3 separate regions of the Homo sapiens genome follow, and all the other regions are linked to region 3. Evidence: read pairs that join two places in POLR2A ChIA-PET (ENCODE). Cell type or tissue: MCF 10A. All regions are shown on one strand.

Region 1 (5,000 bases), 81 kb after region 3:
GCAATGTTTAAAAGGTATTAAAAATTAAGTGAACACCCATGTACCCAGCACCCAGCTTAAGACATAAAATATTAACAACAGAATATATATCTTTCCTTGATTATATCACATATCCTCCCACCCATGCTCTGGAGGTAATCACTTTTTTGAATGGGGCTTCAGGATAGCTATTCTCTATTCCCTCAGCTTTATTGAGGTATAATTAATTAGCAGAATTGTATACAAATGCTCCTCAACTTACACATGGTGTGAAGTCCTGATAAACTCATCATAAGTTGAAAGTACTGTAAGTCAAAATGTAGTTAATACACCTAGCCTACCAAGCATCGTAGCTTAGCCTAACATGCTGTATGCATACTCAGAACATGTACATTAGCCTGCAGTTGGGCACAATCACCTGGCAACATGGTCCACTGTAGAGTATCTGGTGTTTACCCTTGTGATTGCACATGGCTGACTGGGAGCTGCACCCGCTACCGCTGCCCAGCATCTTACTGTGTATCACTAGCCCAGAAAAGATAAAAATTCAGAGTATGGTTTCTACTGAATGTGTGTCATTTTTGCAGATCAGATGCCCCTCCCTGTGCATTCCCATAGCGCCTCGAAGTCATCTCTATCAATCATTCATTTAGTCGTAAGGAAGTCTTGTTTGTATATGTGTATCCCTGACATGACTGAGACCTCATAAGTTCTCTAAGTGCCATATGAATAAAGAAATGAATTGGTGTTCATCTTAAGTCATAGTCTCTGCAGATATTGCTTGATCTAAGGGAGTGGCACCCTTTGTTTTGATTTTCCTTTGATCTTTGGAAGACCATGCATTCCTATTTCAGTGATGCTTTTAAAAAGCCATTTTTGTCATTAATCCAGATTTGTTCTCATTTGATTCTAGTTGTTGAAATGGATGAAAACAACGGACTTTTGCTTTTAGAACTGAATCCTCCTAACCCTTGGGACTTACAGCCCAGATCTCCTGAAGAGTTGGCTTTTGGAGAAGTACAGGTAAGGAAATATTAAAAGGATAATATTATTAAAAACAAAAACGTGACCAAGATGTCCATTTAACATCTATATCTGTAAACATCCTATATTACCTTGAATACTGTTTGAGATGGGTATTTAGGACATATGGTAAAAAGTCATATGATAAAACAAATTCTTTAAGGAACCCCCAGAACTTGGCAGGGATTACAAGGAAAAAAACAATACAAAACTTTGGGAAAAATCCCTAAGGAAACTCATGCAAAACTATTTGATGCCAGATCACTACTGGATAGAATGGCTGGTTGTATTTTCTGGCTTTAGAAGAGAATTTCCTTCAGAGGAAACACTTTAATAGTTTGGGAGAGGTACACAATCAAAAATTTATTTTTCTGTGTATTTAGGAAGTTTATGTATATTTGGGCAGCTAATTTTAAGGAAACAAATGAGAACCTGCCCGGAATAGACATAATAAAAACTAATCTATGCCTTGACCTTTCCTCACCCACTTTGTTGCCTTTTCACATGACGTTCCCGCTATCTCATCTCTGCTTCTCAATACATTCCTTTTCCATGGAGGTGCCAGGCTGTGGCAAGAGAATGAGGAATTGGATTTGGAATCCCCATGGTGCCAGTCTCTAAGTCACTGTTTGTGTCCATTCTTAGAGGACCTTGGCATCCAGAAGGAGTAATTATTTAACAGGTAATTTAGAAGAGAAAGTCTTGCAAGCCTGTTCAGCCAGTTGTCAGTTGAGTCTGCGTGGCTATGCCAACCCACCAAACTCACGAGAATCATCCATTCATATTGCTCTTCACAGCCACTCTGGCATTTAAATCCCCAGATGTTTGTGATAACATCTCTAACTGCCTTTCCTTGTAAAGTATGCTTTAAAGGACTGATCACAAAATATATTCTTCAGTGTGGACTGTAAATAACTGTTTAGGAACTAATTTAAATAAACTAAAACTAGGTAAACAAATTGATTTGTCATCTAAAACTAACCATGAGAATTTATATTTGAATAAAGTCATGACCTGTGCTGGGAACCGTGTTCTATGAAAGGCTCTTTTTGGAATGTATTTGAGTCCAAGATTTTGCCTGATCATGCTTAGAAGCAAAGTACTCCAGCCTGTGTACTATGTCAGCCACCCAAACCAAACATTTCAGTTCATTGTTGCTGACCAGTAATGAACGATTCAGTAATAGGGATCTCACTCTCTTTTAACAGATAACATATCTCACTCATGCCTGCATGGACCTCAAGTTAGGAGACAAGAGAATGGTGTTTGACCCTTGGTTAATCGGTCCTGCTTTTGCCCGTGGATGGTGGTTGCTCCATGAGCCTCCATCTGATTGGCTGGAGAGGCTGTGCCAGGCAGACCTCATTTACATCAGTCATCTGCACTCAGACCACCTGAGGTAATGAAGTCCTGAGCACACAACTCCTAAGCTCATGCTGCAGGAAAGGCATCAAATGTTCTCCGATTCTTTTGCAATCACTGCTCACTTTGAAGTAGGTTCAGTTGGGATGATGAAAAAAGGACTAATTAAGATAAATATTTACATTTGCATAGAAAGTTTATACTTTTAAAACTGTTTCTAGAAAGACAAATATGGTATGTTCTAACTTATAAGTGGGAGCTAAATAATGTGCACAAATAGGCGTAGAGAGTAGAATGACAGACACTGGAGGTTTAGAAAGGTGAGGGGGTAGCAAGTAGGTGAATGATGATAAATTGTTTAATGGATAAAAGGTACATGATTAGGATTAATAATGCTCTGATTTCACCACTGTGCAATCTTTGGTTGTAACAAAATTACACTTGTACCCCATAAAATTATACAAATAGAAAAGCATTTCTACACTTTACACCATTGGGAGTGAGGAAGGAGCTATTGTAAGGAAGATAGGGGAGGATGAATAACCGTCTCACTTCCCACCCTAAGGCAGAACACATTTTCTATAAAGGGCCAGAGTGTAAATATTTTAGGCTTTGCAAGCCATACAGTGAGAGTTGCAACCACTCAACCGTGCTGTTGTAACCCAAAGGCAGCCATAGATGGTCCTGAATAAGACTGACTGTGTTCCAATCAAATTTTATTTATGGATAATGACATGTGAATATCATATAATTTTCATGTATTACAAAATATCATTGTCCTTTTGATTTTCTTTACAACCATTTAAAAAGGTAAAAACCATCTCCTCAGCTGTGGGCAAGCTTCAAAAGAAGAAAGAAGCCACTCTTAGCTTGCAAGGTTGTACATAAACAAGTAGCAGCAGGTTGGATTCGGCCCACACATGGTTTGCCAAGCCCTGATTTATAGTATCCTAACACTAAACACCCAACGTAGTAATCCTGACTGAACCTCACCCAATGTTTCATTGGAACCAGAGTAATATGATACTAATGATAGCAACTGAAATTTTCCCTGACCCAGACAATTAAAAAGGAGGGAGAAAGGAGGACTTTAAGTTAAGAAACCACACGTATTTGCAAAGGTACTGAGCTATTAGAAGAGGGAAGCTCATATTCTCAATTCCTTTGCTTAACTATAGGGTCATATTTCTTCATCATTATTTTGAAATTTGTATCACTTCTGCTAGATTGCCAGTATAAACACACAGCAATGCCCATAATGTGCTACTCAAGCAATTCGACTTTGTTTTTCTGTGACCCTACATGACAAAATGGTTAGGGATAACATGTTGGTTGCTGGTTGACTGGCCCCTTGATATTTTATTCTAAAGCATATGGGAACTCTAAAGTGTGGATATGCTCTGATTTATTTTTCAGGGAAGTGTTTGTTTTTGTTTTTGTTTTTGTTTTGTTTTTTTGAATTAACTGATTTAGTAACAAATTGCCTGCAACATATTTCTTAACTGATCACAACCCCCTAGGATACTGTGGTACTACAACTAAAATTCTACTTTATATGATACCTTTGTCCCACACTACCTCCTGGAACTATACTTGCATAATTTCAGGATTACAAGAGCCCTGAGTTCATTTGTTGTACAATAACAGTAAAGTGTGGTAATAATTTTATATAGCTTGTGTAGGGACAACAGCACATAAATGATATGATCGCTTTATAGTGTCTAAGATACAATTACCTAAAGTCTTAATGAGAGACATTCTATGGGAACACACTAAATTTAAGAAGGGTAAGAACTTTCAGGGAGGGTAAGAACTCATTTAGTTGAGTTATTCTGTAACTACTGTCCTGAAAACCAATTTAGTTTCATTTCAGGGGCTTGTGTGGACAGTTGTCATGCATTAAAACAACAGTTTTCAACTATAGTATCACAACACATTGGTTGTGCAGTGTGTTGCAGATAGTTTATTATTGAAAAGGGGCCAAAGCCTGTGATTTTTACTCCGTTGGGTCTATTTCCTTGATAGACCCTTACTTTTCGACTCTTGCCTAATCAACTAATAAACATCAAGATTGCTTGTCCCCGACCCTTCTGTCTGACCTTTATTTACTGAATAAAGCCTCCCTGGTTTACAAAAAACAAGGGAAAAGGCCAGTGTACTTTGGTGGATTGCCAGTAAGAATTATTAGCAATTGAAAAATCCAAAGCAATGAACATCCATTTTAAAATAACTTACCGTAACTCCCAAAGTCCTTTAAAATGCAGGATTTCGTTGCTGAACCCAGAGATTGAAGGTACATTCAAAGAATCATTGATTTTTTGAATCTTTTGTTTTTTGGGGAGAAAGGTTGTTGCTCCCCTCACTTCCTTCCAGATTCTACTTATTTGGATAGCTTTTAACGCAATGCTGGAACTTGAATATTAGTACAGCCAAGTGTTGATATGCAGATTTTTAAAATACTTTTCCTATGATTATATATCTTATTTTACCTGATCTTATACTCTGTGTACAAGTCTGATTCTTAAACCAGATAATATGTTCATTAAAGTTAGAAACTTTCTTCTTATAGAAGAAGCACTAGGTTTAGAATCAGAAAACCCAAATTTGAATACCAGTTTACTGTGTGTTGTATATTT
Region 2 (5,000 bases), 180 kb before region 3:
TTATCCAGCAAGACTAAGTGTTACAAATGAAGGAGTCTTTTTCAGAGAAGCAAATGCTGAGGGAATGTGTCACTACCAGACCAACCCTACAAGAAATACTAAAAGGAGTTATTAATCTTGAATCAAAAGGTTGATATGCACCAGAATAGAACCTCTAGAAAGCATAAAACTTATAGGACTTATCAACAATAATACAATGAAGAAAACTAAGTACCTATGTAACAATCAACATAACTGAACAGTACCTTGCATCTTGAGATTAAATACTCCATTTAAAAGATATACTTTGGCAGAATGGATAAAAAGTTACAAATCGAATATCTGCTGTCTTCAAGAGAATCACCTAACATGAAAGGATTCTTATAGACTCCAGGTAAAGTGGTGGAAAAAGATATTCCATGTAAATGAGAACCAAAAGTGAGCAGGAAAAGCTATGCCTACATCAGATAAAACAGACTTTAAAACAACAACAGTAAAAAAAGACAAAAAATGCCATTATATAATAATAAAAGGATCAATCGAACAAGATGATATTACAATCCTAGATATACATGCACCTAAGTCTTGAACTCCAGATTCATAAAACAATTACTACACGACCTAAGAAAAGAAATAGCAACACAATAATAGTGCAGACTTCAATACTCCTCTAACAGCACCACACAGATCATCAAGGAAGAAAGTCAACTAAGAAACATCAACCTTAAACTATACTCTAGAACAAATGGACCTAATATAGTCACAGAATATCCCACCCAAGAACTGCAAAATATACGTTCTTCTCATCAGAACATGGACCATTCTCCAAGACACATCATATGATAGGCCACAAAACAAGCCTTGATAAATTTTAAAAAATCAAAATCATACCAAGTATCTTCTCAGACCACAGTGGAATAAAACTAGAAATCATCTCCAAAAGGAATTCCCAAAACTATACAAATACATAGAAATTAACCTACTCCTGTATGACTTTTAGGTGAACAATGAAATCAAGATGGATATTAAGAAATATTTCAAAATGAATAATAGTGATACACATCATCAAAACCTCTGGGATACAGCAAGAGCAGTGCTATGAGTTAAGTTTATAGCACTAAATGCCTACATCAAAAAGTATGAAAGATCACAAACTTACAATCTAACATCATACCTCAAGGAGCTAGAGAAACAAGAACAAACCAAACCCAAAGCTAGCAGAATGAAAGAAATAACAAAGACCTTTTCATTAGAGCAGAACTAAATGAAACTGAAACAAACAAACAAAAAATACATCAAGGAAACGAAAGCTTGGTTTTTTGAAAAGATAAACAAAATCGATAGATGATTAGCTAGATTAACCAGGAAAAGATTCAAGTAAGCTCAATTAGAAATGAAAATGGAGGCCGGGCACAGTGGCTCAGGCCTGTAATCCCAGCATTTGGGAGGCTGAGGCAGACGGATCACGAGGTCAGGAGATCGAGACCATTCTGGCCAACATGGTGAAACCCCACGTCTACTAAAAATACAAAAAAATTAGCCAGGCATAGTGGCGCATGCCTGTAATCCCAGCTACTCGGAAGGCTGAGGCAGGAGAATCGCTTGAACCAGGGAGGTGGAGGTTGCAGTGAGCCATGATCGCACCACTGCACTTCAGCCTGGTGATAAAGCGAGACTCTGTCAAAAAAAAAAAAAAGAGAGAGAGAGAGATGAAAATTGAGACATTATAACCAAAAGAAATACAAAAGATCATTCAAGACTGCTATGAACACCTCCATGCAAACAAACTAGAAAATCTACAGGAAATGGACAAATTCCTGGAAACATACAATCTTCCTAGCTTGAATCAGGAAGAAATAGAAATCCTGAACAGACCAAAAAAAAAAAAAAAAAGCCGAAGGCCAGATAGATTCACAGCTGAATTGTACCAGACATTCAAAGAAAAATTGGTACCAATCTGCTGAAACTATTCCAAAAGGTTGAGAAAGAGGGCATCCTCTATAACTTATTCTATGACACCAATATCACCCTGATACCAAAACCAGGAAAGGATATAACAGAAAAAAAAAAGACAAAGAAAACTACAGAACAATACCCTTGAATCAACAAAGATGTAAAAATCCTCAACAAAATACTAGCAAACTGAATCCAACAGCACATCAAAAAGATAATTCACCATGATCAAGTGGGTTTCATCCAGGATGTAGGGATGATTTAACAAATGCAAGTCAATAAATGTGAAACATCATATAAACAGAATTTTTTAAAAACACAAAAATCTATTGATCATCTTAATAGATGCAGAAAAAGCATTCGATAAAATCCAGCATCCCTTTATGATAAAAATTCTCAACAAACTAGGGATAGAAGGAATATAGTTCAAAATAATAAAAGCCATGTATGACAGACTCACAGCCAACATCATACTGAAGGGGAAAAGTTGAAACCATTGCCCTTCAGAACTGGAACAAGACAAGGATGCCCACTTTCACTACTTCTATTCAACATAGCACCAGGAGCCCTAGTCAGAGCAATCAGGCAAGAGAGAAAAATAAAGGGTATCCAAATTGGAAAAGAGTAAATTACACTATCTCTGTTTGCCAGTGGTATGATTATATACCTAGAAAACCCTAAAGACTCCTCCAAAAGACTCCTAGATTTGATAAATGAACTCAGTGAAGTCTCAGGTTACAAAATCAATGTACACAAATCAGTAGTACTGCCATACACCAACAACAATCAAATTCAGAATCAAATCAAGAACTCAATCCCTTTTATAATAACAGCAAAAATAAAATAAATTACCTAGAAATATACTTAACAAGGAGGTGAAAAATCTCTTCAAGAACGACAAAACACTGCTGAAGGAAATCAAAGATAATACAAACAAATGGAAAAAATATCCCATCCTCATGAATTGGAAGAATCAATTTCATGAAAATGGCCATACTACCCAAAGCAATCTAGAGATTCAATGCAACTTCTATCAAAATACTAACATCATTTTTCACAGAATTAGAAAAAAAAATTCATATGGAACCAAAAAGAACCTGAATAGCCAAAACAATCCTAAGCAAAAAGAACAAACATGAAGGCATCACATTACCTAACTTCAAATTATACTACAAGGTTATAGTTACCAAAACAGCACGGTATAGGTATAAAAGTAGATACATAGACCAATGTAACAGAACAGAGAACACAGTAATAAAACCAAATACTTACAACCACAATTGATCTTTGACAAAGTATACAAAAACATAAATTGGAGAAAGGACACCATATTCAACAAATGGTGCTGAAAAAACTGGATAGCCACATGTATAAGAATGAAACTGGATCCCTATCTCTCACCATATACAAAAATCAACTCAAGATGGATCAAAGACTTACATCTAAGAGCTGAAACCAATTACAGTAGACAACCTAGGAAAAACTTCTGGACATTGGTCTAGGTAAAGAATTTATGACTAAGACCCCAAAAGCAAATGCAAGAAAAACAAAAATAAATAAATAGAACCTAATTAAACTAAAAAGCTTCTGCACAGCAAATCACCATCAGAGTAAACAGATGACCCACAGAGTAGGAGAAAATATTTGCAAACTATGCATCCTACAAAGAACTAATACCCACAATCTACAAGTAACTCAAATAAATTAGCAAGAAAACAAACCAAATAATCCCATCAAAAAGTGGGCAAATGACATGAATAGACATTTCTCAAAAGAAGATATACAAATGGCCAACAAATATACAAAACAATGTTCAACATCACTGATCATCAGGGAAATGCAAATTAAAACCACAACAAGATACCACCTTACCCCAGCCAGAATGGCCATTACTAAAAAGGTAAAATACAATAGATGTTGGCATGGATGTGGTAAAAAGAGAACACTTACTTATACACTGCTGGTGGGAATGTAAATTAGTACAACCTCTATGGAAAACAGCATGAAGATTCCTTAAAGAACTGAAAGTAAAGATACCATTCCATCCAGCAATCTCACTACTGGGCAACTACTAAAAGGAAAAGAGGTAATTCTATCAAAAAGACACGTGCACACATCACAGCACCATTCACAATTGCAAAGATACAGAACCAACCTAAGTGCCCATCAACTGATGAATGGATAAAGAAAATGTGGTCTATATACACTATGGAATACTACTCAGACATAAAACAGAATGAAATATCTTTCACAGCAATTTGGATGGAGCTGGAGGCCATTATTCTACGTGAAGTAACTCAGGAATGGAAAACCAAATACCGTATGTTCTCACTTATAAGTGGGAGCTAAACTATGGGTACACAAAAGCATACAGAGTCATTTAGCGAACTTTGGTGACTCAGAAGAGGGGAGGGGAGGAGAGAGATGAGGGATAAAAAAAAGCTACATATTGGGTACAATATACACAGATGATGGGTGCACTAAAATCGCAGACTTCACCACTATACAATTTGTCCGTGTAACCAAAAACCATTTGTACCTCAAAAGCTATTGAAATTTTACATATATATATATCAACTAAAAAAAAAATATGTTTAGTGAATGAAACTCCTGGTTCAACCTACAGTTGGTCCTTTAGACTTTCCACTTCCTAAGTGAGAATAGCTCTCAGGGTGGAAGAGCTACGAGGCAGACAAACCCCATAGTGCTACTCTATCATCCCACACAAATGCAGGGGCTGTATGACTCCGTCGGGGCAGTACAAAAGACAAAATATTCCTGTCCTTTGCTCTTAAGAGCAAGCACATCATGGCAGACAGTTTACAATTATTTTCCACGTCTTCTTTACTAGCCAGGCCATTCATGTCTTTATATTTGACAACTGGCTACACACCCTCAAAAATAAACACAGTGATGGAAAGGTTGCTCTGTTCCCTGCTAATACATGTGTAATAAAGCTACTCTTGCAGATGCTTGGCGCTGTGGTCAAAAGGAGCACCTTCCCCCGCCTACCCCCATAAAGATGAAGGTCTTGAATAAAATAGAAGCCACACAGAGTCCAGTTCTGA
Region 3 (5,000 bases):
GCATAACAGGCCCAAGTGCTATTCTTTGACAGGCTTGATTATAAGGCTGGCATCTGCGAACTTAGGTTGTGGGAGGGTTCCTGTGATTAACTGGTAGAGTGTACCAGTTAGAGGTACAATAGCTTAGTACCTAAGCTATTTGAACAAACAATGTGGTTATACTGAACACGTGATTTTCTTCTGGAAATTTAAAGTTTGGGTATGTGCCAATCAGAGGATGCCTACATAACTAGCCCCCAATAAAATCCCTGAGTGCTGAGTCTCTCCTGGTTGGTAATATTTCACATGTGTGCTTTCAACTTGTTGTCAGGGGAATTACGCACATCCCACGTAACTCTGTTGGGAGAGGACTCTGGAAACTCATGCCTAGTTTCCCCCTTGCTTTGCCCCATGTGGCTTTTTTCCTTTGCTGATTCTGCCTTATATCATTTCACTGCAATAAGTCATGGATGTGAGTATGACTATGGGCCGAATCCCTCAAACAAATCATGGGACCCTGCATGGTCTTGGGAACTCCTTACACAGTGGCTCTAAAGAGAAATATGAGAGGATTATGGCCTTGGATTTTGGAATATTGCTTTTTTTGTACATTTGTTATATTTAGTAGGGTAGAGTCAGTATGCTATAGAGCAAACTTGTCTAATCTGTGGCCCACAGGCCGCAGGCGGCCCAGGACAGCTTTGAATATGGCTCAAGACAAATTCATAAACTTTCTTAAAACATTATGACATTATGAGCTTTTCTTGCAATTTTTTTTTTGTTTTAGCTCATCAGCTACTATTAGTATTTGTGTATTTTATGTGTGGCCCAAGGCAATTCTTATGTTGTGGCCCAGGAAAGCCAAGAAATTGGACACCTGTGCATAAAGGGTGAAGTTGTGGGCCATGGCATGAAAGAGACCAAGGTTTGAATCCTAGCTGTGACTTAAGCAAGTGACTTTGACACTCTAAGCTTCAGTTTCCTTACATGTAAAATGTAGACAGTGGTATTTATTCTGGAGATTAAATGGGATAAAGCTTACGTCTGTGTCTGTCATATAGTCATAGTTCAATATTGTGAATTGAGGAAGACTATTGAGGTGTATCTTCAAATATTCTGCCAATTGATAACATTGTATCTGTGGTAGAGTCAATTCCAAATTATTTTTGATATTGGAGAAAGATTGAAGAAAGAAGGAAAATCATTTATATAATACTTTAAATTTACATAATATTTCATCATAGAAGTATCTTTTTTCACATTATAAAGCTAATATACACTTATAATAAAAGCATTTAAATGATACAAAAATGTAAAAAGTAGAAAGTGTAATTCCTCCAGAATTTTACATCCTCCCTCCAAGATTTGGTGGTTATTCTTTGAGATTTCTTTCTGTGTATCTAGAAACATTGTTTTTAGGCAAAAATAGATCACATTATTCATACTATTTAATTTTTTATTCACCAATATATCGAGGCATTTGGCATTTTCACGTTGTTACGGATAGAGTGACCTCATTATTTTTAAATGTGGCATAGTTTCGTATAGTTTGGGCATAGGGTAGTCTGTTTAGCCAAGCTCCTTGGTGGACCTTTGAGTTAGTTCCAATCTGAAGTCACCATAAACAATATTACAGTAAATAAACTCTACATTTTAGAAAACAGTTGCTACTTTCTCTATTCTTTGAGAAGAAATAATAATAGCATTTTTAAAAAGGCCTGGATAGTTGTTCTTAATGAAGTTGCAAGATATGCTTATTTAACCTGAAGACATGGGCTGAGGGATGCTGAATCACTTCAATACTTGCAACTATGGCAGCTTCAGGACAGAGATGAGCTTAGACTACCAACCAAAGAAAACTAAAATGAAAAAACTGTGTTCAGTGTACACTGCTCAGGTGATGGGTGTGCCAAAATCTCAGAAATCACCACTAAAGAACATATTCACGTCACCAAACACCACCTGTTCCCCAAAGAGCTATTGAAATAAATAGGGTGGGCGTAGGTGGCTCAAGCCTGTAATCTTAGCACTTTGGGAAGCCGACGTGGTTGGATCACTTGAGGTCAGGAGTTTAAGACCAGCCTGACCAACATGTTGAAACCCTCTCTCTACTAAAAATACAAATATTAGCTGGGCGTGGTGGTGTACGCCTGTAATCCCAGCTACTCAGGTCGTTGGGACATGAGAATCACTTGAACTCAGAGGCTGTGCACTCCAGCGCAACTGCACTCCAGCCTGGGTGATAGAGGAAGATGCTATCTCAAAAAAAAAAAATGGAAAGAAAAAGCTGTGTTCAAACTTCAAACTGAGACTATAAAAGTTTGGGCAGTTACTGTAATCTCCTTAAAAATTTGGCCAGAATGTACAGACCACATTTGGATCCTGATTTGATCCAGAAATAGATGAGACAATTGGGAAAACTTGACCATAGACTTGATATTTGAGGATAGGAAATAATTTTTAATAAATGTATTAGGTTTGGTAGTGATATTATGGTTATCGTTCTTCAGAGTCTTTGTATTTTAGAGAAACATAATAAAATATTGCAGGATAAAATCATATGTCTGGGGTTGGCTTTAGAATCATCCAACTAAGGAGAACAAAATTGTGTGAGGTTGCATGCATGGATGTAAGGGTGTGTGGGCAGAGATGAATTGTTGAAGCTGGCTCAAGGAGTTTCATTATATAATACTCTCAACATTTGTATATTGTGAAAATTTTCATAATAAGTTGAAAAGCAAGGAAAAAAACAACTTAGTTTCAACGGCTAATTGTTTCTACTGGGGTGGAGAGAAGTAATGAAAATGCCAGAGGGAAAAGGGTGTTTTTTTTTCAGGGCTGACTAATCTTAGTAATGGATTTTCACTCCTGGCCTTAGTCCAGGGGTGCAGAGCTTTGGATTCTTAAGGTCGCTGACTCATCAGAAGAAAATAAAACGAGGACATAAGTTTTTAATCTTAAAAATTTAAAAAAAATTGTTTTTAAGACACCGAGAGCACTAACTTTGAAAATTTAAGAAATTAAGAGAGAAATCACAGGATTTGAATCACTAAGTAATTGTGATAATAAGTTGATGTCTTTGAGTAAAAAAACGTTTTTTTTTCTTTCTTTTTTTTTTTTTTTTTGGCTGCTTGGCATTCACTATCTCTTTCTAATAGCACTGCCAGTTTCCAAACACATCCGCTCTATCATGTACAGCCTTCATGGGAGAGGAAATCCAGTGGTCTGCCTCTTACTTCATAAGCTCCTTCTTCTCATGACCTGGCCAAGGGAGGTCACTGAGATTTTCACAAAAGGTTTACCCTAGCAGTGACCTCCTTGACCAGACTGTTCCTGCTGGGAAACCAATCCTTTGGCTCCCACTTTCTAGTCCTTAGAGCTACCCTGGATCCTGCCAATCTCCAAGGCCCGTTCTCTTAGCTTGCCTACATGATTCTCATTGATACCAAGTTTCTTACGCTAACCTGTCTTTTGCTGGAAGTAGCCAGAGTTGGATTTTTGCCATTAGTGAGCAAAAAGTTTATTCCTCTGTTGTGAGTTAAGGTCAATTAAACGCTACTAGAGAAAGAGGCTGTCAGCCAGAAAGAGGAATAGAATGATTAAGGGAGCAGCTGGAGAAAGAGCAAAGAAGGGGTTTGTGGGAGCAAAATTCAGCAGAAAGCTATAATAGATGAGGCACTGGAGAAAGACAGTAAGACCATTTGTTTTTGCCTATCCTTTCTCTGCTTCTTAACAAGAACCAGATTCCCCTCCACCACCTTACCCCAATTCCTGCCAAAGATCTCTGTTGCTCTTCTTCAGATCCTACCCCTCCCACTCAAAGCTGCAAACTGTCCAGGGCCAATCAGTAGCTTCACAGGCGCATTCTATCCCTGTACTTCCCCACCCAGCCAACCAGGAGCCTCATCTCGGCTAACTTGCCATGTACCCCAACCCTGCCAACTCCCTGCCCAACAGGGAGGGGCTGAATTTCCATCACTCTTGGCACATTTATCCACACTATCTGCTGTTATCTTAGACCTGCTTTGCCCCTTTTTGTCTCTGATAATCATCATAGGTTGAAATTCTCTGAGGATGACCTGAATAGAAAATTAAAACTTGTATCTTTTCACAGAAACTCTTTTGTTTTAGAACTAGTCAAGGGTGGTTTTTGGAGGAGACAATGTCAGTCAACTTAACAATAACCCACAACCTTTGAACCAACTCAGAAATGCCCTTTCAAAAATATAGCATAGGTCTTTAATGTAATTTCTTTTTAAGTAAACATGAATTTAAACAGCCAAGCAAATGTAGACCCTATTAAAATAATGTCCTCAGAGGCTACCAGGTTATTCTAACTATGCTGCCGTTTCTTCTCATATTTTTGAAACTCATTTCTGGTCATTTCTTTTAGCATCTAAAGCCTGATTTTTCTCATTCAATGAATATGTTCTGAGTGTCTAGCATGTTACAAACTTTGGGCCAGGGACTGGTGAAGAAGAGGTTATGGTTTTTAAACTCCGAGTCTCAGAAAGGGCACAGATACAAAAGCACTTATAAAAAGCAAGAGATCCAGATAATGAATTTCTAAATAATCAAGTGCTGTTAGGACTGTCTACAGTTTGAAGGAAATTCTTTACAGCATCCAAAAGTAAGCAAATTGACTTTTTTTTTTTTTTTTTTTTTTGGAGACAGAGTCTTACTCTGTTGCCCAGGCTGGAGTGCAGTGGCATGATCTCAGCTCACTGGGACTACAGGTGTGTGCCACCACATCTGGCTAATTTTTTTGTGTGTTTTTAGTAGAAACAGGGCTTCACCATGTTGGCCAGGCTGCTCCTGAACTCCTGACATCAAGTGATCCACTTGCCTGGCCTCCCAAAGTGCCAGGATTACAGATATGAGCCGCCGCACCCGGCCTCAAATTGACATCTATCCTCTAGCACCTAGATTGTGGTTTCCAGACACATTTTCCAGCAAGAAGAACCAAAACTTTTAGGAGAAATAGCTGATTCAAGGTGTTGGACACAAAATATACACGAAGA

The links. Peaks named below come from ENCODE experiments on the same cell type or tissue, not always from the same donor. Only the 100,000 strongest peaks of a DNase experiment are listed, where the experiment ranks them.
Region 1: POLR2A ChIA-PET joins it to region 3 with 8 read pairs; 5 of 35 experiments call an interaction of 5 or more read pairs at or near these places.
Region 2: POLR2A ChIA-PET joins it to region 3 with 5 read pairs; 2 of 35 experiments call an interaction of 5 or more read pairs at or near these places.

The regions. Positions count from the first base shown.
Region 1 is chr6:25,110,993-25,115,992 of GRCh38, reverse strand. It overlaps the pseudogene CMAHP. Among named protein-coding and RNA genes, the nearest start is that of CARMIL1, 170 kb to the left of the region's middle. In MCF 10A, no CTCF peak of the experiment used is centred here; no DNase peak of the experiment used is centred here.
Region 2 is chr6:25,370,265-25,375,264 of GRCh38, reverse strand. The region is part of intron 2 of CARMIL1 (capping protein regulator and myosin 1 linker 1); the gene reads right to left. All of the region lies in intron 1 of LOC124901281 (a long non-coding RNA gene), which reads left to right. Among named protein-coding and RNA genes, the nearest start is that of CARMIL1, 93 kb to the right of the region's middle. In MCF 10A, no CTCF peak of the experiment used is centred here; no DNase peak of the experiment used is centred here.
Region 3 is chr6:25,191,597-25,196,596 of GRCh38, reverse strand. It overlaps the pseudogene RNY5P5. Among named protein-coding and RNA genes, the nearest start is that of CARMIL1, 85 kb to the left of the region's middle. In MCF 10A, no CTCF peak of the experiment used is centred here; DNase peaks (open chromatin) are centred at 2,846 and 3,246.